Linked DNA regions of Homo sapiens: region 1 is linked to region 2. The links are chromatin loops, found by intact Hi-C in ENCODE. Cell type or tissue: heart left ventricle. All regions are shown on one strand. Links, peaks and the distances in the headings refer to the core of each region. The heading gives the core; the rest is flanking DNA. Region 1 holds the start of LOC124904548 (a long non-coding RNA gene). Region 2 holds the start of LOC101927604 (a long non-coding RNA gene).

What was found. Hi-C counts contacts between places; a loop is a spot of excess contacts. Peaks named below come from ENCODE experiments on the same cell type or tissue, not always from the same donor. Only the 100,000 strongest peaks of a DNase experiment are listed, where the experiment ranks them.
Region 1: it touches region 2 in a loop (1.8-fold over the local background); 28 of 110 quality-filtered maps call a loop at or near these places.

The regions. Positions count from the first base shown.
Region 1 is chr1:230,815,084-230,831,623 of GRCh38, reverse strand. LOC124904548 (a long non-coding RNA gene) reads right to left here and starts at 7,124. Exons shown (of 2, transcript XR_007066939.1): 1 at 6,608-7,124. It also overlaps the pseudogene RNA5SP79. In heart left ventricle, for the core only: no CTCF peak of the experiment used is centred there; DNase peaks (open chromatin) are centred at 6,894, 8,103 and 9,283; H3K27ac peaks cover 5,557 bases.
Region 2 is chr1:230,870,171-230,881,867 of GRCh38, reverse strand. It overlaps LOC101927604 (a long non-coding RNA gene), which reads right to left and starts at 7,022. Exons shown (of 3, transcript NR_110681.1): 1 at 6,713-7,022; 2 at 6,303-6,562; 3 at 2,853-3,076. LOC124904547 (a long non-coding RNA gene) reads left to right here. Exons shown (of 3, transcript XR_007066938.1): 3 at 2,791-3,213. RefSeq lists enhancers at 4,128-4,627, 4,628-5,129. In heart left ventricle, for the core only: no CTCF peak of the experiment used is centred there; a DNase peak (open chromatin) is centred at 4,602; H3K27me3 peaks cover 1,217 bases.

The DNA of each region.
Region 1 (16,540 bases), core at 4,388-12,387, 55 kb after region 2:
AATTTTAAAACAAGGCATGAAAGGATCAAACCGACTCATAAATGACGTAGCTGCTACCAGAATAGGCCCAACGCTATAAAAATGTCACAAAGGGCCGGGCACGGTGGCTCACGCCTGTAATCCCAGCACTTTGGGAGGCCAAGGCGGGTGGATTGTTTCAGGTCAGGAGTTTGAGACCAGCCTTACCAACACGGTGAAATCCTGTCTCTACTAAAATACAGACAAATATTAGCTGGGCATGGTGGTGGGCGCATGTAATCCCAGCTAATAGGGAGGCTGAGGCAGGATAATTGCTTGAACCCAGGAGGTGGAGGTTGCAGTGAGCCGAGATCGTGCCACTGCACTCCAGCCTGGGCAACAGAGTAAGACTCTGTCCCCCCGCCAAAAAAAAAATCACAAAATCTAGCACTAAACAACATTAAATTCACAATGTTCAACAACCAATCAAAAATTACTTACTAAGCAAGAAAATGTGACTCATACACAGGAGAAAAATCAGCCGATAGACCAACCCAGAAGTGACAGAGATGATGGAATTAGCACACAGGAGATTAAAACAACTGTGATAAACATTATGCAAATGCTCAAGGATGTGAAGTAAAATGTGAAGATGATGAAGAGGGTAATGGAAGCTAAAAGGACAAAACAATATATAAAATAAAAATTTCCTGTATCAGATTAAAATTAGATGACACACTGCAGAAATTATTGAACTAAAAGACATAGCAGTAGAATCTGTCCAAAGTGAAGGAAAGAAACAAAAAGATTGGGAAAAAAAGGAATAAAGCCTCATTGTCATGTGGGGAAATGTTATAAGATCTAATGTATGAGTAACGAGAGTCCCAGAAAGAAAAGAGAGAGAGGAAGGGATCAAAAAATTTGAAGAAATAATGGCCAAACATTTTCAAAATGTGATAAAATTATAAACTTACAGATGAAGTTCAATGAACCTGAGGTAGGGTAAAACACACACACACACACACACACACACACACACACACACACACACACACACACACACACACACACACCCCACACCAGAGAATTCCACAAATGACTGAAAATCAATAATAAAGAAAATCTATAGAATAGCTAAAGAAAAAAAAGACATGAAATACAGAGAAGGAAAAAAAAAATACAAAAATGACTACAGATGTTTCATCCCCAAATATACAAGCTTGAAGTAAGTGAAACATTTCACTCTGTCACCCAGGCTGATGTGCAGTGGTGTGATCATGGCTCACTGTAGCTTTGACCTCCCTGGACTTAGGTGATCCTCCCACCTCAACATCCTAAGTAGCTGGGACTACAGGTACAAACCACCATGCCTGGCGAATTTTCTTTTCTTTCTTTTTTTTTTTTTTTGAGATGGGGTTTCACCATGTTGCCCAGGCTGGTCTCAAACGCCTTGGCTCAAGCAATCTCCCACCTCAGCCTCCCAAAGTGCTGGGGTTACAGGCATGAGCTACGGTGCCTGGCCTGGAACATTTTTAAAGTGCTGAAAAGGAAAATAGAAATGCCCACCTAGAATTTAATGTCCAACAAAAAATATCATTCAAAACTGAAAGCAAGCTAGGCACGGTGGTGCATACCTGTAGCCCCAGCTACTTGGGAGGCTAAGATGGGAGGTCACTTGAGGTCAGGAGCTAGAGGCTGTAGTGTGCTATGATCGCTCCTGTGAATAGCTACTGGACTCCAGCCAGGCAACATAGAGAGACTCCCTCTCTAAAACAAAAACAACAACAAAAATTGAAGGTAAAATAGAAACTTTAGATACACAAAAGCTGAGAAAACTTGTCACCAGCTGACCTGAATTACAAAAAAAAAAAAAAAATTAAAGGAAGTTCTTTAGGCAAAATGAAAATAATACTACACAGAAGGTTGGGTATCCACAAAGGAAGGTAGACTGAAAAAACGATAAATATGTGGGTAAATATAAAAGCCTTTTTTTCGGATTTTAAGATGTTTAGTAAGATAATCAACTGTTTAAAGCAAAAATAATAACAATGTTTCATGGTGTCCATACCATGTGTTGGAAAGAGATCAAACTAGAGCTCTCTAGCTGAAGGGGTCAGACTTTGACAAAATCCAAATCCGATGCATAGCATCTGTAGAAGTAAAATGTATGAGAATATTACAAAGATGTGGGGGCAAAGTGGAAGTATATTGTTTGAAAGATTTTATCCATGAAGTGGTATTATTATTATTTAAAGTCAGACTGTTACAAGTTAAACATATGAATTATTAACTGTACAGCAACTATTAAAATCATAGCAAAGACATCTAGGTAATAAGTCCGTTGTGAAAATAAAATGTAAGCTAAAATTTAATCAACAAGAGAACAGGAAGAAAGGAAAAATAGAAACAAAGAAGAAATGGGACAAGTGTAAAGCAAACAGCAAGCTAATAGCTTTATGCGTAACTACTGCATATCAATAATTACATCAGATGCAAATAGCCTAAACACTCCAATTAAAAAGCAGAAATTGTCAGGATGAAAAGCTGAGCACGGTGGCTCAAGCCTATAATCCCAACACTTTGGGAGGCCAAGGTGGGTGGATCACGAGGTCAGGAGTTCGAGACCAGCCTGGCCAACATGGTGAAACCCTGTCTCTACTAAAAATACAAAAATTAGCCAGGTGTGGTGGTGCACGCATGTAATCCCAGCTACTGGGGAGGCTGAGGCAGGAGAATTGCTTTTACCCAGGAGGCGGAGGTTGCAGTGAGCCGAGATTGTGCCGCTGCACTACAGCCTGGGTGTCAGAGCAAGACTCTGTCAAAAAAATAAAAATAAATAAATAAATAAATAATTTTTTGAAAGCCCTACTATTTGATGTCTATAAGAAAAACACTTAAAATTTCTAGTGGGAGCTTCGGGGGACAGCTTGGAGAGGCCTGTTGGCTGGTCTGAGCCCTTCCACTGGAGAGCTCTGGGTTCATTTGTTTCCTACATTGAGGGTTTGCATCCAATTAAGGTTCTGGTGAAAAGACATAAATAAAGGTGGAAGACCCCTGGGCAGTGAAAGTGTTCGAGTTGCTTCCATTGTTCTTGTTCTTTGTCCCTGAGCAGTTCTCCAGCTCCTTCGAGTAGGCCTTGTGGATCCTCCTAGCTGCCCTAGCTTAGGAGTAGCTTGGCAGGAGGTACGCCCTGCCATTTGTTTCTTTTTACACTTTAAATGTGGTTGCACATAAGTGACAAAAATCACATTATGTGACTTGCATTTATTTTTGCTGGACAGCACTGCACAGAGCTTCACCCCCTTTCGGAAGGCCTTCTGTACATTCTTTCATTTGACTTGTATCACGGCTCTATGTTAGGGTTAAGGTATGTATTGTATGAAAATGAGTCACGTAGGCAGAAGACTAAGGTCTTGTCCCCACTTATTTCTGTGACTTTGAATAGGTCTGTTTTCTTCTCTGTAACACAGATATAATCATCCCTTCCCTGCCAGCCTCACTGAGTTCTCAGGAGACCAAGTTAGGAGACTGTCAGGGAGTAGAGTTGGTGTTCTTATTCTCATGAGGAGGAAGGGAGAGCCTATGCCCCGAGAAGTGAACTGGCCTGTCCAGGCTGGGCACAAGGCACATCCCCCCTGGGCCAGCGTCATTTCTCTCCAGCAGGGATTCCACCGCTAACCTTACGGGGCCATGTTCTCTTCCACCCACTGCTCCATCAAGTCATCAGATTAATTTGACAGGAGAGGCCCCTGCAAAGGGCAGGTTTGCCTTTTGGCCCACCCCAACCTTTGGGGATTGTGAGCCAGGAAAATAAACAAGATTGACCTCAAAGAAGCGTACAAAATGGGCCTTGGGTCAAGCAGCTTATTTATGCAGCAACTTTTCTTCCAAATAGCCGATGGGTTTTGAATCTTTACCAGGCTATTCCTTCCAATGACTCCTTTACCCCTTGAAAAAAAATGATGACCATATTTCTCTCTGTTTTCCAGTTGAAGAAATAGAAGAACATAGAGGCTGAATGTTCTATTCAGAGGCATCCAGCCAAACAGCTGCAGAGCCAAGAGCAGCATCCCAGGGCCAGAGGGGCAAGGCCAGTGAGGTGAAAAGGCAGGGCTGTACACAGGAGGAGAGACGGAACAGCTGGCCGAGAGCAGCCCGTGGGGAGGGGGTGGACAGGCTGGCTGCTGCCCAGATCCAGGGGCCTCTTCAGAGACATGGTGCACAGATGAGTGGCCGTGACTTTCACATGAATGAGTTCAATGAATGAGTTCTTATTCAATGAATGAGTTGTCTCCTAACCACAGATAGGTTGGGCACATTCTCTGCTTTGGGGGTCAGAAGTCCTTTTCCTGGGTGAGATGACTTCCCTGTGGTAGGTTCAGGCCTTATGCTGTACTCAGCTTCTCCCATGTCTAATGGCAGTGCTGGCCGCTGACTGTGCCAGTTTCAGGGCCTGGAGGACCACGTGGCCTTGCCAGAGCGTGATGTGGGTTTGATTGTTGTTGGATAGCAGGTTGAAGCCATCCAGAAAACAGCCACATTCTGTGTAGTGTGGTTTCTAAAAGAGCATCACTGACTGCTCACAGTTGGGGTAGGAGTGGGGCCGTGGATGGGGAAGACGCAGGGAGTGGCAGGAGGGGTGACCCAGCCTCAGTGACCAAAGAGTGCCTGGGCCCTACACATCTTGAATCTTAGATCTGAGCTCCAGGGGCCTTGGCACGGTGTATGCCTCCTCCACACTCAGCTCTCATTCCTTCTGGAGCACAAGATTAAGAACACAGGGGTCTCAGATCTTCAGTTGCTTGTGGGACCCTCCTGGATAGCACCTCTAGTCTTGGCTTGGGGAGCTTCAGGTGAGGGTGTGCAGGAGGGTTGGGGATTAAGAATGGACTTTGAGTTGCACAGACTGAGATTCCTTCCCAGCCATGTGATGTGATGGATTCTATTATCTCTCTCAACCTCACAGGGTTGCTGAGAGGATTGAATAAAACAGCTGTTAACATAATGCCTGGCACGCAATAAGCATGCCATCAATGACAGCCATTATTTTATCAGCAGTTGCACAATGAATCGGGGGAAGCTGGAGGTGAGGGGGCAGAAGGTGGCTCCCTGTCCCGGTGCCCCAAAAGGCTTCTACACAGCTAGCCAGACTCCTGTCCTCCTTCCTTGCCACCACCTCTGAGGCCATGCCCGTCCACTGAAGAGGGTGCCGTGCCTTTGATGACTTTGCTCCCATTTCCAGGCCCCTCTTGCTGTGCTCTTTCTCCTGCTTCCTCCTGCATGCCACCTGACTCTGCCAGCTCCCTGCAGTGGGATTGGCTACCTCTGTTTTTCTGACTCCCCGAGGGCTGACTCCATAGAGGGGGTGTCGAGTGCCTGGACCTAAGTCATACTCAACTTCCCTCCAACACGCAGCTCCCACCCTCCAGCTCTCGTTCTACTCAGCTCTTCCTCCAGGTGCATTCTGTGCCTGGCAGCACCAGAGCAGGGGTAGTGGATGAGGACAGTGGTTGAGAAGCCCTCCTGGCCTTGGGCAGCTGGAGAAGCAGGTGCCCAATGTTGCTTCTGGCAGACCAGCCCTGCGTACACTGGTTTCTGTCTTCCAGCCCTTGCATATCCAGCTCTGCTCTCCCCAGGGCCTTTGCCCTCCCTCCTCCAACAGGGGCTCTTGCACTGGTAGTGCACTGAGGCAGACGGTGCAGTTTTAGGGCCCCATGGGAGGCAGGCAGAACAGCTGATTTCTCCCAGAATCACTCACTCTCCTTGCATCAGCCTGCATCCCAGACTCAGTCAGCACTGACGCAGGGTTTCTGTGATCAATAAATAGCCTGCACTTTGGACAGTTTCTCTCCACTTCTCCTCATTGCCAGAATCCCAAATCCCTTGGGATTCTAGCCACAGCCACTTTTGTAATGCCATTTAGGAAAATGTGCTATTACATGAAAGACCTGCTTTCTAGAACTGGACCACTCACGAAAATCCTCCCCTACCCATTGGTTATGTCCCGTCAGGGGCACAATTACAAATTGCTTCAATTACCCCTAGGAAAGAGTTTCCGTTTCTAAGTGCCTTCTTATTAGTAAGTCACATAAGACATGTTACTTAACTTTTCTCTTTCCCAAGTTCCTCATCTGTAATATGAGTAAAACAATAGTTTTATGTCATACGGTTGGTATGAGGACAAAAGGAATAACACTGCCAAGCACAGTCAACAGAGACTGGCACAGAGCAGAAACCTAACCTGTGTTGTTTGTCATTATCAGGGAACTCATTATCAAAGCAGCCCGAAAGCAAACTCTGGTGCCCTTTCCTTCCCCTGAAACTCGGTGACAGCTGCATCCTATAGCTTGGAGAGTTGCTTACAGTTTTGTTGTATCAGTGTCTGTCTCATGTAGCAAATGCGAATCAGAAGCAGGGATAGAGGTTTAGTGCCCTCCAGGCACTAGGGTTACAACATGTCCTTTCTCCCCATAGCCTCCTGGTTCTTTGCTCAGCAAACTGCCATCTACCCTGAAACACATCTCCTGACTGGTGACTCATGTAGCTATTTTTAGATTTTCTAGATTAAACTGTAATAAAAATCGACATATATAACCGTCTCTGCTCTCTATGATCTTAATAATTGAGTCATTTTACAAAGCACATTCACCTTCTTGCTGCCAGATGAAAGCATCCTTCACTCGCATGTCCATTAGACTACGAGCTCCTTGAGAGTCAAGGCTCTGGCAGGCTTGCAGAATGTCTGGTCTCTGGAGCAGCGTCTGGCACCTGGTAGGCATCACTTCTGCTGGCTTCACCGCTTCCAGGTGGCTCTGGCAATGTATGTCCTCCCTCTGCACATCCTTGAAAACCCCTTATGATGTGGGGGGCTATCTGGGGCTGTCTCCATGGCAGGGCAGCAAGAGAGACCATGGTGGGAGCCCCTGGCCCGTCCACCGCCTGGAGTGCAAACTGGACACCCAGAAGCTAGCTGGGCCTGAGCTGGACATTTAGTGCCAGAAGGTGAGTCATTGCCCTTAAGAAGAAGGCCTTAGGGAATGGTGGAGATATTGTCCAAAGAAGGGAAGAGGAATTTCATAGGTAGTATAGTTGGAGAAAAAAGAACATTATTCCCCCAGTGAATACAGTTGACCTAATAAGCCGGTTTCATTAGTTTAGTTCAGGCTATAATTTGGGCCTGAAAAATACCCCTTCTGTTTACTATGTGACTTTTTTGGGACCCTGTGGCCTGGTGGAGATGAGACCTTGAGGATGAGACCTGCTGCTCTGTCTCCAAGCTCAGTGCCTTCGTGGAGGCAGCAGTTCCTAGACAAGTCTGTTGGCATCCAATACCTGGCTGACCCTGAGCCACCCTCCCAGGGGCATGGGACTTCAAGCCATGAATGCAAGTCTTAAAAGTGTGAGGGGGGGGCAGGGGGCCTCACTGGGGTTATTGATTCAGGGTTGGATGAAGTCCAGGTTAGAATCAACACAGGGAAGTTTCCATTCTCCAAGGCTCTCCAAAGGCTCTGAAATCTGTCAGGCAGATGGAGGCCGTGGGAGAGAGATAAAAAGGCTCTGGGTTTGGAGTTCTGAAGTCCAGTCCTGCTCTGAACACTATTAGCCATGTGTCACCTGCTCCAGGGAGACAGAGGAGACAGGAACTAACCTGCAGTCCACAGGCAGTCAGGGAGTCTGCCCACGCTCTGAAATGACACACATGTGCTTCTGTGTCTGTGCATGTTCTGGAGGAACAGTCTCATAACTTTTTTTCACCAGATTCTCAAAGGGGTCCCTGATTCAGAAAAATAAGAACCACTCCACAGAGGGACTGCTGAGATTCTGAGCGTCGCAAGCCTTCTGGAGTTCTAAATGGTGCTCCTGGCAGTCCCCTCTGTGGGTCTCTATGCTGCAGAGGCAAAGCCATGTGTCCTCATCCCGCCCTGCACCTGGCAGTGTGACTGAGAGGGGAAGCCAGGATGGGGTTCCTGTTGGATCCCACATGTGTTTCCTCCCTGGCTTGTGGAAGAAAATGTGTTCTCCAAAGTGCTGTGCTCTTCCTGAGTAATTGGAGGCAGATGCTCTGTTAGAATCGTTTCCTTTGGCTCGCTGTCCAGAGGCTCTGGGTGTCTCCGAGGATGGATGCTAGCTGGCTCAACATCTCCAGCATCCCGTTACTGGGGCATCTGGTCCGACTTTGGCACCACATCAGGGGTGGTGGCTGCCTGAGCCTCAGGGCCCATTTGCTGGAGGAAAAAGACACCACCTGTGACCTTTCACAGCCCATGACACTATCTGTCTTCTGGATACACAGAGACAGTTTTGTCAGCTTTCTCTCCGATACCTTATTGTCTTTAGGTCAGGTCAGAAATTCATAAATGGGCAGTTTGGGTCCTGGGGAATTCAGTCAAATGAACTGGGCGAGGTAGGCAACAAATCTCTGGTGATGGAACCCTTTGACTTCTTGCCCTCTTGCCCCAGGCACCTCCAACCTTTTCGGGGGAAAACCCTGACCAGGCTACCAAGTCAGCCACCAGGATATGGAGATAGAAAAAGAAATGCTTAAATCTCCAGAGGCAGGGGAGCTGAAGCATGTGGTCCCCCGGCTTTTCCTGAGATAAAGGTCCCTGTGGGCAGACCTCACTATAGGCTATTTCTGGAAATCCAGGCCAAATCCGTCCTCGGTCCACCGGGCTGGACTGCACCACTGCCACGGCTTCTGCTGCTCCGAAGGGTTCACGCTCTTGGACAGCTCATTTTTTGGTATATACTTTGCTTCTTCCGGGCCTCTTCTCCCCTCTTTTAAAAAAGGCCTGCTTATTTATTTAGAGATGGAGACTTACTCTTTTTGCCCAGGCTGTAGTGCGGTAGGGCGATCTCGGCTCACTGCAACTTCTGGGTCCTGGGTTCAAGTGATTCTCCTGCCTCAGCCTCCTGAGTAGCTGGGATTGCAGGCCCGCACCACTACGCCTGGCTAATTTTGTATTTTTAGTAGAGATGGGGTTTCACCATGTTGGCCAGGCTGGTCTCTAACTGAACTCCTGACCTCAAGTGATTCACCTGCCTCGGTGTCCCAAAGTATTGGGATTACAGGGGTGAGCCACAGTGCCCGGCCACCACGCCTGGCCCCAATTTAAATATTCATTTGGCAGGAGAGGTGGGAAGTTTTATTTTCCCACCCAAAGGCGTCAGAGTTAATACCCTGTCAGCTGCAAGTGGCCTCCCCAGCTGCCGGAACCCAGCTCTTCCTGTGGACAGAGGCAATATTTTCCCTGGACGAGATGAACGAGCAGGGTTTTCCCAGAACATCCAGGCCCCTAAGCCCTGTGCCATGAACGACCTCCACATCACTGACACTGGCTTTTCCATCCGGCTGGCTTGGCCCTGGCCGAGTCACGGAAGGAGGAGTCAAGTTTCAGAGGAAAATAAATGGAATGAGTGCTTTTCCACCACATGGACGTAATTATGTCTTGGATGGATTTTCCCATTTCCATCATTGCAAAAGATCTTGCAACGATCTTGAAAAGACAAATTGCCAGTGTCTTGATGCCTGCCGTCACCTGGTCCCAGGAGTGGGATGCTGGGGAGTCATTATCCCTGGTATTTGTAGACAGCTGTACAGTTTGCCATGACAAGCCTCCTGTGACTTGGACAGTATAGGTAGTGGGCAGGGGCCTTATAAGCGTCCCGTGGTGCAGAAGTCCCCTCTGCCCACATCCTCCTTGTTCAAGACTTCATCCCCTCCCCCACACCCACTTGGCTCTTCTGAGACCCTTGGTCCACCTTCTTTCAATTGCCAGGCCCTCCATCCTCTCCTGGATTTCCTGGTTTCTTTTCTTCCCCATCTATGTCTTTCCTCCCATCTGAAATCCCTTGGCTGCCGGGGTCTCCTGCTAAAGCTTAGTGTGAATATTTCACACCCTGACTCTCCTACTGTCCGCCTGCTCCTGCCTCCTGGCTGCTGAGCAGAGCTGGAGAGAGGTGTGGCCCTGATCTGTTTCTTAGGAAAGCCTAGCCTCACTTTCCATGGCAGGTGGTCACTCGTGTCCTTCCTAAGCCCCCATACCACCCTCAGCATCCCCTCTCTAGGACTTTCCTCTCACCTTTCCTCTAGAAATGGATGCTCCAGACCGGCCTGGGCCCTCCTCTCCTGCTCTGGTGCTCTCTGTCATGCCTGCACTGGGTGACTTGGGCAAGCTGCCTTGCTTCTCATGGTACACTTTCTTCATCTGCAACGTGGGTGTGATGATGCTTCCGACTCTTGGGCTCTTGGGAGGGTCACACAGGAAGCAGGAGAAAGGCCTGGCTCCAAGAACAACAGCTGCTTTATTGGGGCCACCTTTGGACACAGTGCTATCTGTTCAAATCTGGTCCTCCATGCAGCCTCTTCAGCTTCTCTCTCCCATCCATGAGGATGGCTTCTCCCCATTAACCCCAAAAAGCCACCTGCCTGCCAGCCTCATGCCTGAGCTCCCCTACTTTACCTCCTGCCCTGCCTTACATGCTATGTACTCTTTTCCTTATTTATGCAAATGTATGGGGGCTCTGCTGCCCCAGGTTCTTCCCTGTGTAGCCTTGAATCCCTTCTCTTTTGTTTTTTTACTCTTTTTTTTGTCATCCCCAACACCCCAAAGTAAACTGAAACAATGCTCCCTTCTCTTCAAATAGTGTATCAGTTATCTATTGCCACACAACCCTGCCTCAAAACAACATCAGAATTCCATGGCTTAGAACAATAGGCATCTATTTAGCTCCTAGGTCCATGGGCCAAGGATTGGGGGTCTCAGCAGAACTGTTCTGGACTCAGACTCGGTCATGTGTCTGCAATCAGCTGGCACAGGGCTATCAGGGTGAATGAACTGTGTGTCCCTCTTGTACTCTGGTCAAGTTAGACTGCTGTGTTCTCATGGAAGTGGTTGAGAACGAGAACGAGCTTTTTCAATCCTCCAGTTGTGTCCCATTGGCCGACACAAAGCAAATCCCAAGGCTGGTCCCAGAGTCAGAGGGGAGGCACTCCAAAGTGATAGGACAGGGACTATGGCACAGGCCAGGAGAAGGGTAGGGCCACATGCAATCAATCTGCCACAGATGGCACCAGGAGCACTCACTCCTCTATGACAGAGGTCTGTTCCTGCAGCTGCCTCATTCCACCTCCACCATGCTGCAGCTCCTAGTAGCAGGAACTGCATCAAACTCATGGCTGTGTCTCCAGCATTTAATTTATCACCGTGCCTGGCTCATAGGAGACCCTCAGTGGTAGTGGATTTAATTGAATGTTTCCTCTCATCTTAAACTCAGTCTCAAGGAGCTCATTATGCATTTTTTTAAAGCCTGCAGCATCCGGTATTCCCATGTGGTCTCCCACCCTAGTACTAACCAGGCCAGACCCTGCGTAGCTGACAAGATCAGGTGCATTCAAGGTGGTATGGCCGTAGACTGTGCTCCACTTTTAAACAGCTGTCTTTGTGCCTCTGTAATCAAATGCCTTGCCTCATTCCAGGGCCCATTTAGCCCCCAATAGACCAAGCTCATGGTCCCTGTGGTCAAGATGCTTGATGGAGCCATTTATAACAGCTGTTCTCCCCTGCAACCTTACCCGTCCATATCTGTACTTTTGAAAGCCACTGTTAACCTTTGGGCACATTCAAGCCATTCATCAGCATCTGAAGCCTCTCTGACTTTTCAGTAACAAGCAGGTATCTCTTCTTCAGAACATTCTCTTCCCAGCAGTATAGGACCATGGATAGAACTTGGCCTTCAGTCTCAGAGAGACCCAGGTTGCACCACCTTTCAGTGGTGTGGCTCTAGGCCAGGGTATCTGCTTCACTCCACTGCAGAGTTGGCTTCTCTCTGGGTCTTAGCTATCGGCCCTCTCCATCTCCTCTCTGTAGCCTTGAATCAAACTCCTTTTCTGAAGACCTAGAAGGTAACTGCACTTCTGGAAGCCTTTGGAGCCCAAGAAGAGGGAGGGTTTGGGTTGAGGGGATGTGTTTTTGTTTTAGAAGTAGTGGTGGGAAAAGCATGGACTTCAGATTCAAACAGGCCAGAGTTCAAATCTCTCTCTAGCCCATGCCAACAAAACTCTGGGCTGCGTGATACATCTCATAACGTCTCTGACATCTCCTTTATTTTACTATTATTATTATCATTTTTTTGGAGTTGCATGTTACTTTTTTATTACTATTTTTAAAAATTCTTCATTTTTCTATGTCCTAATGCCAGGCTTCTGTAAGGCTCTATACCTTTAGGTGTTCTCTTTTCACACTTGCTTTCTTATGAAAGCTTGGCTTTTAAATGACTTACCTGAATTGGCACCTTTTAAATTCAAATCACCACCTCCAAAATCTCACGAAGAATCCACTCCCACACTCTAATTTTCTGTCAGGATGTTTTTATGTTGATATTCCACAACGATCTCAAATCTCAAACTGAAATATACTCCTGGTCACAATGACCGATTTTGTTTTTGGTTTTGAGACAAGGTCTCACAATGTTGCCCAGGCTGGTCTTCAGCTCCTGGACTCACATGATCCTCCCAGCCTCCGGAGTAGCTGGGGTTACAGGCTTGTGCCACCACACCTGCCTCCAGTTTACTCACTTGTGTTAGTGGGACCGTTTTCTCTCTCTGTCCCATGGTCACATCAGCCATCTTTGCTTCATCCTTCCTTTTCATGGCTCCTACCATTCTTTCTCTTCTATCGGGCTTTAGGCTGGCCCACCACTGTTCCTCCAGAAGGTTGTATGGACATGAGTAAGTATTCCTCTCTCTGCGCCTGTTCTACCTTCTTTCAAAGACAACATTAGAATTCCTGAATTTATAAAGTGAGGAAATGAAGCACTGATTGGTTTTCATTTGTCTGGGCCACATGTTCCCGGGCACAATTAAGGGCAGTGTCTAGATACTTCAGACACGAGAAGAGGGTGAGAGAGGCAGTTTGAGAAACAAAATTCTCTGTGCTTCTCTTTCATCCTCTCTGAGAACCAAAAGTAGTATCAACCCCACACCCCTGGTGAATGCATGTGAGAAGCCTTGGCCTCTGACCTCTTCACATCCTCAGATGCAAAGGCATGAACAAGGATGGTGGGATTTCTTCCATGCCTGGCTGAGTTCTTTCCAAGAAGATGATCTCATTTGTCTTGGTGAAAGGCTTATTTTTAAAATGCACATTCCATTTTCCATTATTTAATAGGCACATAATGTCTTGCAGCTTCCTTCGAAGTGATTTCATGCATGGTGATTCCATGTGTTTCTCCAGTTCCTATATGCTCCTCAATGAATCTCTATATATTTCTTTCCACACTATGGTAATAAAAACACATTGGGCAGTGTGTGGCTGTGGTTTCATTTCAGAAAAACTTTAGTCTAGAACATCAATGCCCTGTGACTTAGGAGCAGGGGCTGAGAGGGAGACTGTATGGCAGATGATCCTGTACTGCCTCTTCCAAAAATAGTTAGACAGGGGAGACTCTGGGGTGTAAGCGTGTGTAGGGTGGGAGGGGCAGGAATAGAAAATAATGTTAAATAAACAAAAATCATGACATTTATTAAAGATGGCGAAGGAGGCCAGGCGCGGTGGTTCATGCCTGTAATCCCAGCACTTTGGGAGGCCGAGGCGGGCAGATCGCAAGGTGAAGAGATGGAGACCATCCTGCCCAACATGGTGAAACCCCGTCTTTCCTAAAAATACAAAAATTAGCTGGACATGGTGGCACGAACCTGTAATCCCAGCTACTTGGGAGGCTGAGGCAGGGGAATCACTTGAACCTGGGAGGAGGAGGTTGCAGTGAGCCGAGATTACGCCACTGCACTCCAGCTGGCGACAGAGCGAGACTCCATCTCAAAAAAAAAAAAAAAAAAAAAAAAAGAAAAAGAAAAAGAAAAAAAAGATGGTAAGGGAGACTTTATTCAGGATCATCGACATAGGTGTAAGGATCACAGCAGTGGTGTTCTGCAGCTGGGGAGAGAGACTGGGCTCAACTCTGAATACAACAAGGAAAAGTGAGAATTTATAGCCAAGGAGTAGAGTGGAGGGAGAGGTCACTGGATGGAAAATTAGTAAGAGGAAGCATTAGGGCTGAGGGGGATTCTGGCTAAACCAACCCAACAGGATTCTTGCTGAAGGCAGGCCAGGGTGATCAGACATCACCTGGCAAATGGTGGAAGACGAGGAACCTGATCAGATATCGATGGCGATCAGATATTGAGTGTGGACAATCTAGTTAAACTGACTTAGCAGGGTTCTTGCTAAAACTGGACAATGCAGACATGAACATGGAAGTCCGAAAGTTGTGTCCATTTAAAAATTTATGTTTGCAAGAGCTTCCAGAACCATGTTGTAAAAATCATAGACAAACATGAAACCGGGAAGCTTTCAAAACCCAGGATTCAGAGAACACTGACAACTCTTTGCAGGAGGTTGCAAATTCAACCTCAGAGATGTCTGGAAAAATATTCTACTCAAGCTTGGTCTTGATTTCCAAAGATCTACAAATCTAGTGAAGTTCTTGCTGAAGTGAAAATAGCCACCAGCCAACTGAAGCTAGAGGTTGAAGCAAAGGAAGTTTGAAGGCTGATGGCTCCTCAGTCTCAGAAACCACCCTGTGATGAGCACACCCACCAGTGATGAACACGCCCACCTTCATGAACAAAGGGAGGCGTGAGCTCTCTGGACAGTCCTGATCAAGGGGCCATGATAAGAAGTCAAAGGCATGAGAAAACAGTGATAGTGATTTTTAAGGAAATGGATTTCAATTTAAAAGTAATCAGAACAAAGTTACAGTTTTAGTTGTACAGAAAAATTGAACAGCAAGCAGAGACGGGTCTCATATATCCCATTTTCCCCCTCTCTTCCTCCACAGTTTCTCCTATCACTAACACACACACACTCATGCAAGCGCGCGCACACACACACACACACACACACACACATATTAACACTGATGTGGTATATTTATTGCAATTGATGAACCAATATTGACACATTACTATCAACTGAAATCCATCATTTACATTTGAGTTCACTCTTTGTGTTGTACAGTTCCAAAAGAACCTTCTGATTTTTGTGGAAAAATGCAGAAGTTAATTTAGAGAAAAAAAACTTTATAGTTAGAAAAAATGGCTAAGGTGATTGACTACTCATTAATCTGAATTACATATTCTTTAGAAAGATTTATTCTGTGCAGCGTGTAAGTATAAAATTTGCATTACCTCTGGTCTTTCCTATAAGAGTTGTATCAAGAATTTCATCATTACAATTAATTGCATGCATATATACTTTTCTATGGGAAATAACTTTTTACTAAAAACACATTACATGTTACCTCTAGACAACCTATAGTCATGGCACAAATTGCATCTTTGCTTTCTCAGATTCCAAAAGTCTTTGTGTAACCACTGTCCTCAGCAATTGTCACCATTACTTGGCCCAGTGCCATTGTGCAAGGGAAGGAAGGTTTTGTCTTGGCTCAGTGGTAGAAGGACTAACACACTCTCTTCCCACATGGAGACATACTAGAGAGGATATTCTGGCCTCCCTGCAGCCTCAAGTTCTCTCTTCCCTGGGTGAATAGCTACTCCACAGATCTGTATCTACATGGAGAGGTCATGCATGTGTTCTATGCACTTTCAGCACCACCTAGGTACAGAGTTTGTCAGTCTTAGGTGCTAACCTCTCAGCTCCACACTCACCCACATATACTCTGCACTGTAGCACTGAGGCTGGTTCTATGCAAAACCCATTTCTGTTTTATAGCTGCTCTTTGTGAGGCCATGACAGTAAGAGGCTTAAAAGGAGACTGAGAGGCTTGAGGAGGAAGAGGAGACTTGCTCCTTCTTGTCTGCCTTCTGTCCACTTACTGTTGCTATGAGCATCACCCTGAATTCTCCACCCCAGCAGCAGTAGAAACTTCCTATAGCTGCAGCAAAAGCCAGTTTGCAGTTTTTCTAACCCTTGTAGAGCCAGCCTAAAGGCACTCTCTTCAGAGCTGCCACATTGCCCTCAGGACTAACCCATTCTCCACAATCCAGATTTAAGCAGCACTTCGGAGGAGTTTGCCCAGTAATGTATACATCTGATTCTTTGTTCAGCATCTGGCTATTGCTATTTGTGCATTGACTCCACTGGTCAGAACCAAAGACAGCAGGAGAGGTAAGTGCAGCCAAATTCATCTAGCCTCACAGTGACCTTCCTATAATCCATACTGCCAAGTGAGGTATCTGCAAACTACAGATACTTTGCCAACTGGCTTACTGTTAGGTACCGTGAATAGGAGAGAGGGCCTGGGAGAAAATCAGAACACAGAAAGAAGAGAGAATCTTCTATTTCTGGTTTGACAGTGGGGTAGTTTCTGGCAGTTGTAACACCAGCAAGAACAGGGTAACACCTGAGCAAAAGTAAGATTGATCTAGACTCTTGGATCCTGGACAAAGGTAGTATCTTTTTGACAATTTCCAATCTCTGTGGCACCTTCAACCATGCAGCAGTACAAACTCAGGAGCACCACTCTCTTTTGTGTATGGAACAGACATGAATATTACAGGGGGGAGGGAGCCTGAGGGTGAACTGTGTAAGGCCTACTAATGGCCCCCTAAATTATTCATGCC
Region 2 (11,697 bases), core at 102-8,101:
CCTCCCAAAGTGCTGGGATTACAGGTGTGAGCTACCACACTGGCCCCTACTAACGCTTCTTAACTCTGCTGTGTATATACTGCTTAGAATGGACATATTCTTTGGAGCAGGAGTTTGGAGAATGTCTCACAGCTTCGTAAGCGTTGAAGACAGACACCATTCCTCCCTGAGGCTGTGCCATCCACCAGCGTCTTCTCCTTGATGAACAGGGAAGAAGAGACACAACACTAGAAGGAAAAGGGAGTTCTGGCACAGTCCTGGTGTTTGTCTATCCTTCCGAGACTGGCTCTGGGAGTGTGTGGATGCATTTTGGCTCCATGGTGAATGGCTGTTGGAGGGAAAGGGTAGTGTGTTGAGATTCCTGCTCTGCCACCTGTGAGTGGTGAGGCCTTGGGCACGCACCTGACCTTGTTGAGATTCTGCTTTCTTACTTGTAAAATACTTTCTTCATAGGGATGCTATGAGAACAAATGACAGGCACCGTAAGGATTCAATGGATGCTTGCTTTCTTCATGGCACTTAGCACGGTCTAGTGATTTTGTCTGTGTGCTTTTCATTCTCTGCCTCATCTATTAGATGATACGCTTGATATGAGCTGGGTCTTATGCTCATTGTTGTTTCTGGGAGCCTAGCACAGTGTCTGGCACAGAATGAATGAACCAACGAACGAATGAATGAATGAACAAATGAATCAGTGTGCATTGAGTAACATACTGTGATAGTACACTAGTTTGAGATTCCAGCCTCTGAGTTTTATTCTCATCGCTAACACTGATACATTCCCTGAGCTTGAGTAAATCGCTTTTTCTCTGTCTCTAGACTAGTTTCCCCAACCATTAAGTGAAGTAAATTTCACCTCTTTCTTCTTAATAGGAGTATTATTAGGACCTATGTGCTAACGTGTCCAAAGTACTTAGTGCTTCTCAGATGAAAGTTTCTATTAAGTAGGTACGATTAACCTCAGGGAGTTCCTTGATTTTCCCCCAAATACAGGATACATGGCAAGTGTGGTTTTTGCTTTTTCTGAGGAAATCGGGAGATTTTGCAACCATGGATCCCACCTAGCGATTGTTTATTGATATAGGAACATAACTAATGTTTCTGAAATGTAGCTTCCTTGATTTGGTCTCTATTTTATGATGTTTTCAAAAGAGCTTAATCAGAGCCCTCCATATTTCTGTTTGTTGGCAACAGGAGTGCCATGTCGCTAGGAAGTTCACATGGGCATTGTGGAAGGTGACAGCCGCTGTAGGTGCCAGACCCAAAGGGAGAAGGGGATGGGGACAACATGTGGCAAGGAGATTCTCTGGGTTCTGCCTGTCCATGGGTGGGCACACTGCCACCTGCGTCATCAGGTGACCTCCTTGCAGCAGCTGCTCAGGGGTTGCCGGAGCTGTGTGACTGTTGTCCTTTTGTGGCAGTCAGCACCCACAGTCTGCTTCCTGCTGTGGCCATGGCAGCAACAGTGACCATAGCATAGAGCAGAGGGGATGCGGTAAAGGTCGGTGAGATGGCATTTAACCCAGACCTTCAGAAATTGGTAGAACTTGGACAGGTGGGCCTGAGGAAGAGCAGCTTTCTAACCAAATGGCCTGATGCAAACCAAAGCACAAAGGTCGCAATGAAGATGGACTGTACCCGGGGCTTTGGTGATGTGCTGTCACTGGTGATGGCTGGTGAAGGCCAGAAAGAGCTGCTGTCTAAATTAATAACAAAAATAAAGACACCCAACCAGAGAGTCTGTGAAAGAGGAGGAGGTCAGCAGAGGGGCGCAGGGTGATTGCAGAGGAGGAGGCCTGCAGAGGGACGCACGTTGATTGAGGAGGGGGAGGCTGGTAGAGGGGGGCAGCGTGATTGGATAGGAGGAGGTCTGCAGAGGGACGCAGGGTGATTGAGGAGGGGGAGGCTGGCAGAGGGGGGCAGGGTGACTGGAGAGATGGAGGCCAGCAGAGGGAGAGCAGGGTGACTGGAGAGGGGGAAGCCGGCAGAGGGAGGGCAGGGTGATTGTGGAGGGGGAGGCCGGCAGAGGGGGGCAGACTGATTGAGGAGGGGGAGGCCGGCAGAGGGGGGCAGACTGATTGAGGAGGGGGAGGCTGGCAGAGGCAGGGCAGGGTGATTGAGGAGGGGAAGGATGGCAGAGGCGGGGCAGGGTGATTGTGGAGGGGGAGGACGGCAGAGAGAGGGGCAGGGTGATTGAGGAGGGGGAGGCTGGCAAAGGAGGGGCAGGGTGACTGAGGAGGGGGAGGCCAGCAGAGGAGGGGCAGGGTGATTGGAGAGGGGGAGGCCGGCAAGGGGGGTGGAGAGGCAGGGTGATTGAGGAGGGGGAGGCCAGCAGAGGGGTGCAGATTGGAGAGGGAGTAACCTGGAGTTGGGAAGGCCAGGCACACCAGATAGACAATTAGACCTGGAATATGCTAGTGGCAGTGGAAGAGGAAAGAAAAGGACGGCATACTTTGAAGACCATTGCAAGCATGACATAACTTTTTCCTCGAGTAGACCTGCAGTATGAAGCCATGAGCTGAATTATTAATACAACATGACATTTGGGGGCCAACTTGTAGGGGAGATGCCCTCCTCCATCCACCTCTCATTCATTTAAAAAGGATTAACTGAAGGCTCCCCTGAGGCTCTGGCCAGTGGTTTTCATGGACCCGAAGGTGGGGAGCCATCTGAGAGGGAAGGCTGTCCTCCCTTACTTCTCGTCTTGCAGAAACTTCACAGGCAACTGTTTTCACTTTTCTATATTTGTTCCCATTCTTCATAACATCTTGGTATTTTGATATATTTCAGGTTAATGGAATTCAAGAACATAAATTCAAGCAGGGACGATATAGTGAAAACACTACTATCTCCATAAGTCAGTCTTTTTAATTGCCTAAAGTTTTAACCAAGTCCCGGAGCTTTGGCTAATGATGAAAGAGGTAACAGAACAAACTCAAGTCTCTTGTCGAGCAGATGGAGCTGGTGGATTCCAGGACACTCCCCAAGGGAGCCAGGGATGACCATCTACGGATCTCAAAGTGGCAACATTTGCAAACCAGGACCCAGGAGCCAATTTAACAAATGTCAGGGCAGCCTGCAGAGAGGAATGGAAGGAAGAAACATGCATTCCACATCTGGGAGTGTTTAGAAGTTGGAAACCGATCATTTAGAAGAAGACAGAGAGGAATTCCCTTTATTTCTCAATCAATAAATCATTGCCACATAGTTTAATAGCCTCCTCTCCGTTGGCCTCTTATTTTTAAATCTCCCTCATCCTCCCTCTCTCTAACTGCATTTATATATGGTTATTAAACCAAAGATTTATATGAGTTTGAAGCCATTTCCACATGTATAGTGTGGAAATGTTGGCATTATTCTTCCCAGGACACCAAAGTTTATGTGAGGTCAAACTATAAAGGAGACAAACTGTCTTTTTTGTGCCTGCCCTCCCTCTGTCTCCAGGGAAGAGCTCTTTTGGGTGGAGGTGATCATGAGGACTTCCTGGAGGAGGGGGCATTTGAGCAAGTTCTTAAGGATGGGATTACTGTAGTTAGAGATAACCAGGTAGGAATTCCAGGTGAAGGGAAAAAAGAGTAAATAACTGATTTTAGAGTTGTTTACAGGTATACCTTGTTTTATTGCATTTCACTTTATTATGCTTCGCAGGTATTGTGTTTTTTACAAATTGAAGATTCACGGCAACCCTGCATCGAATGAGTCTATCGGTGCCATTTTCCCCAAGAGCATGTGCTCACTTTGTGTCTGTCAGCACTTTTTGTCAATAAGGTCTTTTTAAAATAACATGTGTACTTTTTTAAAAGACATAATATCATTGCACACTTAATAGGCTATAGTATAGTGCAAACACAGCTTTGATAAGCACTGGGGAACCACAAAATTTGTGTGACTTGCTTTATTGTGATATCTGCTTTATTGCAGTGGCCTGGAACTGAACTTGAATTATCTCTGAGGTATGCCTGTATATTTTTATAGAGACTAATAATCTTAAAGGCCTGTCTAAATGTAAACATTCAGGTAGGTAGAAGATGTTTATTGTTTTTGAGAAGTTGTTTAGCATTTTTCACAGAGCAGTTAAGCCTGTTGTCTTTGCTAAGTATGGTATAGACGGCAAGAAGGGTCCAGCTTTGAGCCTCATGTGAGTCACGTGGTTTTGCCTAGAGAAGACGATTGTGTTCCAGGCTGTAGATGCAGAGTGCCCCAGACCCAGCGTCACCTGACTTGGTGATGAACCAGTGTCTCAGGGAAAACTCTCTCTACAATTGGAAAAATAATCCAAAATATTCAAAGCACATTTTATACCGAGAGTAGTTTGGAACATCATCTTCTCATCTTCCCTTACTTGCCCCGGCCCTCCTTTGTCTTGCCCATGAACACTGCTCTCCAATTACGCAGTGACTCCCCTAAAGAAACCAAGGCTCACTCTCATGCATTCCCGTGCTGTACTGGTGTCGGGGGTGGGGGGAGCAGAGAACAGTCCCATTGCAGGGCAGCATCTGGAATAACCAGTCACAGATGCAGGCCTGAGTCATCGTCTTCTGGGAGCCTCGCCTGCATCCCTGCTGAGGGCCCACGCAGGGCAGGCCAGCTTGATCTACTGCCCATTGCCCTGCCAGGGCTCAGGGCGTCAGAAGACTTCCCTCCCCAAGCTGCCATGTGTTTGCCACAGAGCATGGTACTTCACCAGCAGTTTGGCAATGGGCTCACGCAATGTTGGAGCTGGTCTCTCAGCTGTAAGAAGCAGGCTAGGACGCTGCCCTATGGCTTCTCCATGGCCTTGCAGGGCATCTCCGTGGAAGAGAACAGGCTCACAGATGACTTTTTTGGGACAGCAAATTCACTCGACACCCATTTGTACCAAGGACCTACTTGGCATTCAGCTGTGTGGTAGGCACTTTGGGATGGGTGACAAAAAAGAAGGGAAGAACCTGCCCTTATCTTCAGCTAAGATAAAAGACCTGAAATAGCCATAGATAACACTGAGGGACCGTACATGCACGTAGACATGATGAATACAACAGTTGTAAGTGTTGAGTGGACACAGTCAGGGAGCTGGGGTGGCTGGCATGTGCTGAGGGAGGGGCCTTCGCATATGTCACCTCTGTCATTTGACGCTACCCTAAAATGTGGATAGTTACCCCATCTTAAAGAGGAAGAAACTGAGGCACAGACAGGTATTGAGCAGAAGACTTTTGTCAGCCATACGTCACCCTTAGCCCGCCTCTGTGGTGCGCAGGTGGGTGGTGACCGTGCTCCACTTCCAGCACACCTCACTTCACTGTTTCAGGGCTTTTCTCGAAAGCCTTTGAGTCTTGTCAGCCCCCAATGGTGCCCCCAGGGCAACCTTCAACCATGGGGAATAGGAGTTGAGTCAACAGATAGAGATCCCAGCCTCCCATTCTTTGGGGGGCCAATTCTGAGGGGCTTTGAACACGGTTCACAGAGAGTGCCCTGTGTGACTGATCTCCAGTAGCCCACAGGAGCAGTGGGCTCAATGACACATAGTTGTTTGATTTTTCCTACTTCCCACCCCTCATTCCGGCTTCCCTGGATCACTTCCCAAATTAACTACACATATCCAAGTCCATATCATAGTCTCTGCTTTTAGGGTAGCCCAAAGTAAGATAACAGGCTAAGGAGCTTGTTTAATGTCATCTATGAGGCTGCAAAGTGTCTGAGCCAGGACATAAACAAACCTAGGGCTTCTGCCTCCCACCAAGGTTCTCTGTGCCTTGTGTGACCTTGTCTCCCTGGAGGGGAAATTTCCCAAGAGTGCTGAGTTTTTTGTTTTTTTTTTTTTTGAGACAGAGTCTTGCTCTGTCACCCAGGCTGGAGTGCAGTGATGCTATCTTGGCTCACTGCAAGCTCCGCCTCCCGTGTTCATGCCACTCTCCTGCCTCAGCCTCCCGAGTAGCTGGGACTACAGGCACCTGCCACCACGCCTGTCTAATTTTTTGTATTTTTAGTAGGACAGGGTTTCACTGTGTTAGCCAGGATGGTCTCAATCTCCTGGCCTCGTGATCTGCCTGCTTTGGCCTCCCAAAGTGGTGGGATTACAGGTGTGAGCCACCGTGCCTGGCTGAGTGCTGGGTTTTGAGCCAGACCTTGAAGAAAGTAATGGATGTCACTGGCATGGGAGAAAGAGACAGTGTTCTGGGCAGCATGAAAGACTGGATCAGAGGCACAGAGGAGAGACCCAGAAAGCTTTGAAAAGGACAGCAAGAGGCAGGCTCCCTGGACGTTGGCTGCACAGAGGTGAAGGGAGGAGGTGACAGATGAGACAGCGACCGCTCCGCTCTTACCAAAGTCACCCGCAGCTCCTGAGTCATGAAATGACACGACACTAACAATATCCGGGATATGATGAGGTGGTGCAGGGCAGAAAATGGATTTGAGGAGGCTGGGACTCAAAGGCAGTGATACTGGCTCTTGTCCTTATGAACAGTTGTCCACCAGGTCATTCTGATTTCCTCTGAGGCAGCGAAGGGTACCCTGACACAAGTTTTGTTTTAAGGCATCCTTGTTTGTGCTCCTGGATTGCTGGAGGCTCCGGTCTGGTAACCTGTCCGTGAGTCATGACAGGGAGCAACACTGTATTCAAGGGTGGTACATGTTACCCTAGAACACTGGTACAGTTACCCCCGTCTTAAAGAGGAAGAAATGGAGGCAAAGATAGGTATTTAGCAGAAGATTTTTGTGAGCCACACCTTACCTTTTAGCTCACCTCTGTGGTGGGTAGGTGGGTGATGACGGTGCCCCACTTCAAGCACACCCCACTTCACTGTCTTGGGGCTTTTCACCAAAACGTTTGAATCTTGTCAGCCCCCAGGCCTCCCAGGGATGCCCCAGGGAAACTTTCAACCATGGGGAATGGGAGTTGAGTGAATGGATAAAGATCCCAGCCTCCTATCCCACCAATTTCAAAGTGTGGTCCCAGGACCAATAGACCAGCATCATTTAGAAACTTGTTAAAAAAAAAAACGTTCTTGGCCAGGCACGGTGGCTTATGCCTGGAATTCCAGTGCTTTGGGAGGTCGAGGTGGGAGGATCGCTTGAATTTGAGACCCATGTGGGCAACATAGCAAGACCCTGACTCTATTAAAAAGAAAAAGGAAAAAAAAAAAGGATTCTTGGTCCCTACTGGGCACCTACGGAATCAGAAACTGTCAGGGTGGCACCCTGAACTCTGATTTAACAAGGCCACTCTGCCATGCTTGAGCTTCGGAAGCACAGCTCAAGGAGCTGAACGTCTCTGCTGGTGTGTTCTATTTTAGCTGCTGTCTTCATCCTGTTGTTCTGAGTCCTAAAGTACTCCTTCAAGCCAAGCTGGGAAAGAAAACAGAAGTTAGTTCTTTGATAGCAAGTTCTCATTAAAACATAGACAAAACATCTAACTAATAGAAAAATGTCTAACTAATGGACAACATCTGACTAATGTGATTTCACAGTGCCTGTTGCAGAGGAGATGCTCAATATAATGTCAATTTCACTTTTCTAAGCAGGGAGATCAGATAAAATGTGAGAATATGGTAAGCACAAATGCCAAAGAAACAAATATAGAATTAATTATTTTAAACAATAACATGAATTTCTACAGGAAGTCACCAGTAAGACATGAGTAGAACAGACAGCATTTCCCTGTTGATGTGCCCTGTGAACAGCCAGGAGTGCAGACAGATGGGGAAGACCGTCATTCTGTCTTTGAGGGTGAACAGGTTGGGCTCAAACAGGGTGTGGCAGTTTTCTTGTAGAGGTTTATTTCTCTTCCTCGAGACCAGCCGGCCTTGCTGTCTCTCTCTCTCAATAAATTTTTTTTTGTTTTTTTAGAGACAGGGTCTTGCTTTGTCACCCAGGGTAGAGTGCAATGACATGATCGTAGCTCACTGTAGCCTCAAACTCACAGGCTCAGGCAATCTTCCTGCCTCAGTCTCCTAATTAGCTAGGACTATAGGTGTGTGCCACCATACCTGGCTAATTATTTTATTTTATTTTTGTAGAGATGGAGTCTCACTATGTTGTCCTAGCAGGTCTCAAACTCCTGGCCTCAAGCAATATTCCTGCCTTGGCCTCTCAAAGCACTGGGATTAATGGATTTTTTAAATGGGGCTGGCCTAGGGAGAAGAGTTCCAGGGCTATGACTGTTAGCCAAGATGTCAGACGTGTAATGGGAATGTTGGCCATCACTTTGGGTATTCTATTGTTACACTGACAAGTTAGTGCTATATTTGACTTGACTTCCAAGTAAGTGACTTGGAAACTTTAATAAATTGTGCCCTTAAGGTCAGTTTTTAATATCATTATTATTACATCCAATAGTTAACCTTAGACACATCAATCCAATGTTACAGATTTAACAAAAGACAAAGGAACCCTGTTCTGTGATCTCAATTCCGTCCCAAACTATGAGGTGCGCGGGTGGTCAGGGACAAGCTTAGGTGAGTCTCTTCTGCTGATGCCTCAGTTTTCTTTTCTGTAGAGAGGGAATTAATGATGCCAATTATGGAATACTTATTCATTCCTTCATAATTCATAATTCCTTCACTATGAATAAGGCATTATTGTTTACAACAGTAAACAAGGCAGATAAGGTTCTCCTTATTGTACAGTTTGCATTCTAGTGGTCACTCAAGAACATTTCTGAGGAAAATAACTGAAATGACACTTACCAGGAAGAACTCCACAGCTCAGGACACCAGAGACAGTTTGACTCGGTTAAAGCACTTGTTGCTATGTCTCCCTAATTTTTTTCTTTTTTTGGGTGGGAGGCGGGGGCGGTGGGGACAGCTCTGTCACTCAGGCTGGAGTGCAGTGGCATGATTTTGGCTCACGGCAGCCTTGACCTGCCCGGGTTCAAGTGATCCTCCCACCTCAGCCTCCCAAGTAGCTGGGACTACAGGTGCACACCATCACACCTGGCTAATTTTTGTATTTTTTGTAGAGATGGGGTTTCGTCATGCTTCCCAGACTGGTCTCAAACTCCTGGGTTCAAGTGATCCACCTGCTTTGGCCTCCCAAAGTGCTGGGATTACAAGCATGAGCCACCATATCTGGCCTCCCTAATTGCTAAGAAAAGCATTCCAGGAACGAATACCATGTTGTCTTAGTCCATATTCTGGTTAAAACCGTATACTTGAAACTAGGTAATTTATAAAGAAAAAAAAAAAGGTGGGAGGGGGTACGTGATGAGAAATTCCTTAATGGGTGCAATGTACATTTTTCAGGGGATGGTCATCACTAGGTGATATATCCATGTGACAAAACTGCACTTGTACCCCCTGAATTTATACAAAAAGAAAAAGAAAAGGAATTCATTTCTTACAATTACGGAGGCTGACAAGTCCAAATTTGAGTGGCTGCATCTGGTGAGGTCTTTCTTGCTGGTGAGGACTCTCTGCAGAGTCCCCAGGTGGTATAGGGCATCCCATGGTGAAGGGGCTGCGCATGATTGTTCATATTTCTCTGCTCTTCTTATAAAACCACCAGTTGGCTGGGCGCAGTGCCTCACGCCTGTAATCTCAAGACTTTGGGAGCCCAAGGCGGGTGGATCGCGAGGTCAGGAGATCGAGACCATCCTGGCTAACATGGTGAAACTCTGTCTCTACTAAAAATACAAAAAATTAGCCGGGCGTGGTGGCAGATACCTGTAGTCCCAGCTACTGGAGAGGCTGAAGCAGGAGAATCGCTTGAACACAGGAGGCGGAGGTTGCAGTGAGCAGAGATCGCGCCACTGCACTCCAGCCTGGGCGACAGAGTGAGACTCTGCTTCAAAAAAAAAAAAAAAAAAAAAAAAAAAAAAAAAAAACCCCCCCCCCCCCCCCAAAACAAAAAAGCCAAAAACAAAAAACCCACCAGTCCCACTTCCATGATAACCCATTAATCCATTAACCCAGTATTGGTCCATGAATGGATTAATCCATTCATGAGAGCAGAGCCTTCATAACCCAATCAGTTGTTAAGGGCCCCACCTCTCAATACTGCCACACTGACGATTTAATTTCAACATGAGTTTTGGAGGAGACAAATATGAAACCATAGCACATATGAAAACCTGAGGTTGCTTACACAGACCCGGTAGAGTGTGCTCAAGGCCCTGCAGAGCCGATCTTGTGTGGGACCCCGATCATTCATCACACACGGAAATAATGCTGTTAACACACCCTTTTCATCTCCCCCCATATTGCTTAACATAAAGTAGCAAATGCCTCAGTAAAGTGCTGATGATTAAAGGAATACCCTTTGGACCACTGCAAGGTTTGAAAGCATTTCCGTGGGTCAGGCACCACGTGTTAGCCTCTTCATTTTGTGAACAGAGAGAGTCTACTGGCTAAACCACATTCACAAAGAAAGATAATTTAGGCTGCCTCCATCCAAATTCTTACCTAAGAAGATGTTACAGACTAAACACTTGTGTCCCCTCAAAATTCTTATGTTGAAACCCTACCTAATACCAATGTGATGGTATTAGGAGGTGAGGCCTGAAGAAAGTACTTAGGACTGACTAGATGAGGTCATGAGAATGGAGTCTTTAGGAAAGGGATTTGTGCCCTACGGGAGTCATGAGAGAGCTTGCTGTATCCCTCTTTCCACCATGTGAGGATATAACAAGAAGCTGGCAGTCTGCAACCCCAAAGAGGGCTCTTACCAGAATCTGATCACACTGGCATCCTAATGTCAGACTTCCAGCCTCCAGAACTGTAAGAAATACATGTTTTTTGCTGAAGTCACCCAGTCTATGGTACCACGTCCCAAAGGGACTGCGACAGGTGCTTAGCATGACAGCCATCCCGCACTATTTTACTTGAAGTCTTGGTCCATTCGGGCCACTATAACAAAATACTATGAACTGAGTGGCTTATCATCAATAGAAATTTATTTCTCACAGACCTGGAAGCTGGGAAGTCTGAGATCAGGGCACCCACAGACTTGGTGTCTGGTTCTGCTTCCTGGCTCATAGGTTGTGCCTTTTGATGGCACCTTCTTGCTGTAAGGTCACACGGTGGATGGGGCAAGTGAGCTCCCTTGAGTCTCTTACAGGGGCACCAGTCCCACTCATGAGGGCTTTGCCCTCCTGACCTAACCATCTCCCCAAAGGCCCCACATCATCTTACCAGTTAGCATTTCAACATATGAATTTTGGGGGGATATAAACATTCAGACCATGTAACCTAATTACATATTTGGAGTTTGGCTTTTTTTCTTTTTTTCTTTCTTTCTTTTTTTTTTTTTTTAGACAGAGTCTCCCTCTGTCGCCCAGGCTAGAGTGTTGTGGCGCGATCTTGGCTCACTGCAACCTCCGAGTCCCTGGTTCAAGTGATTCTCCTGCCTCAGCCTCCCGAGTAGCTGGGATTACAGGCACGTGCCACCACGCCCAGCTAATTTTTGTATTTTTAGTAGAGACGGGGTTTCACCATGTTAGGCAGGGTGGTCTCGATCTCCTGACCTCATGATCCACCCGCCTCGGCCTCCCAAACTGTTGGGATTATAGGCGTGAGCCACCGTGCCCGGCCGGAGTTTGGCTATTTTTATTCCCTCCAGGAGTAGATAAAGATATATGTAAAAAAAAAAGTTTCTAATTTCAGCCAAGTCATCTGTTAGAGCCATACTTTAATTCCCCTGAGTTTCTTCTTATAATCTGGAAGAATTTTTCTTTCAGTTAGCCCCTTATCATCCAGATCATGGACTTTACATACTTTGGCC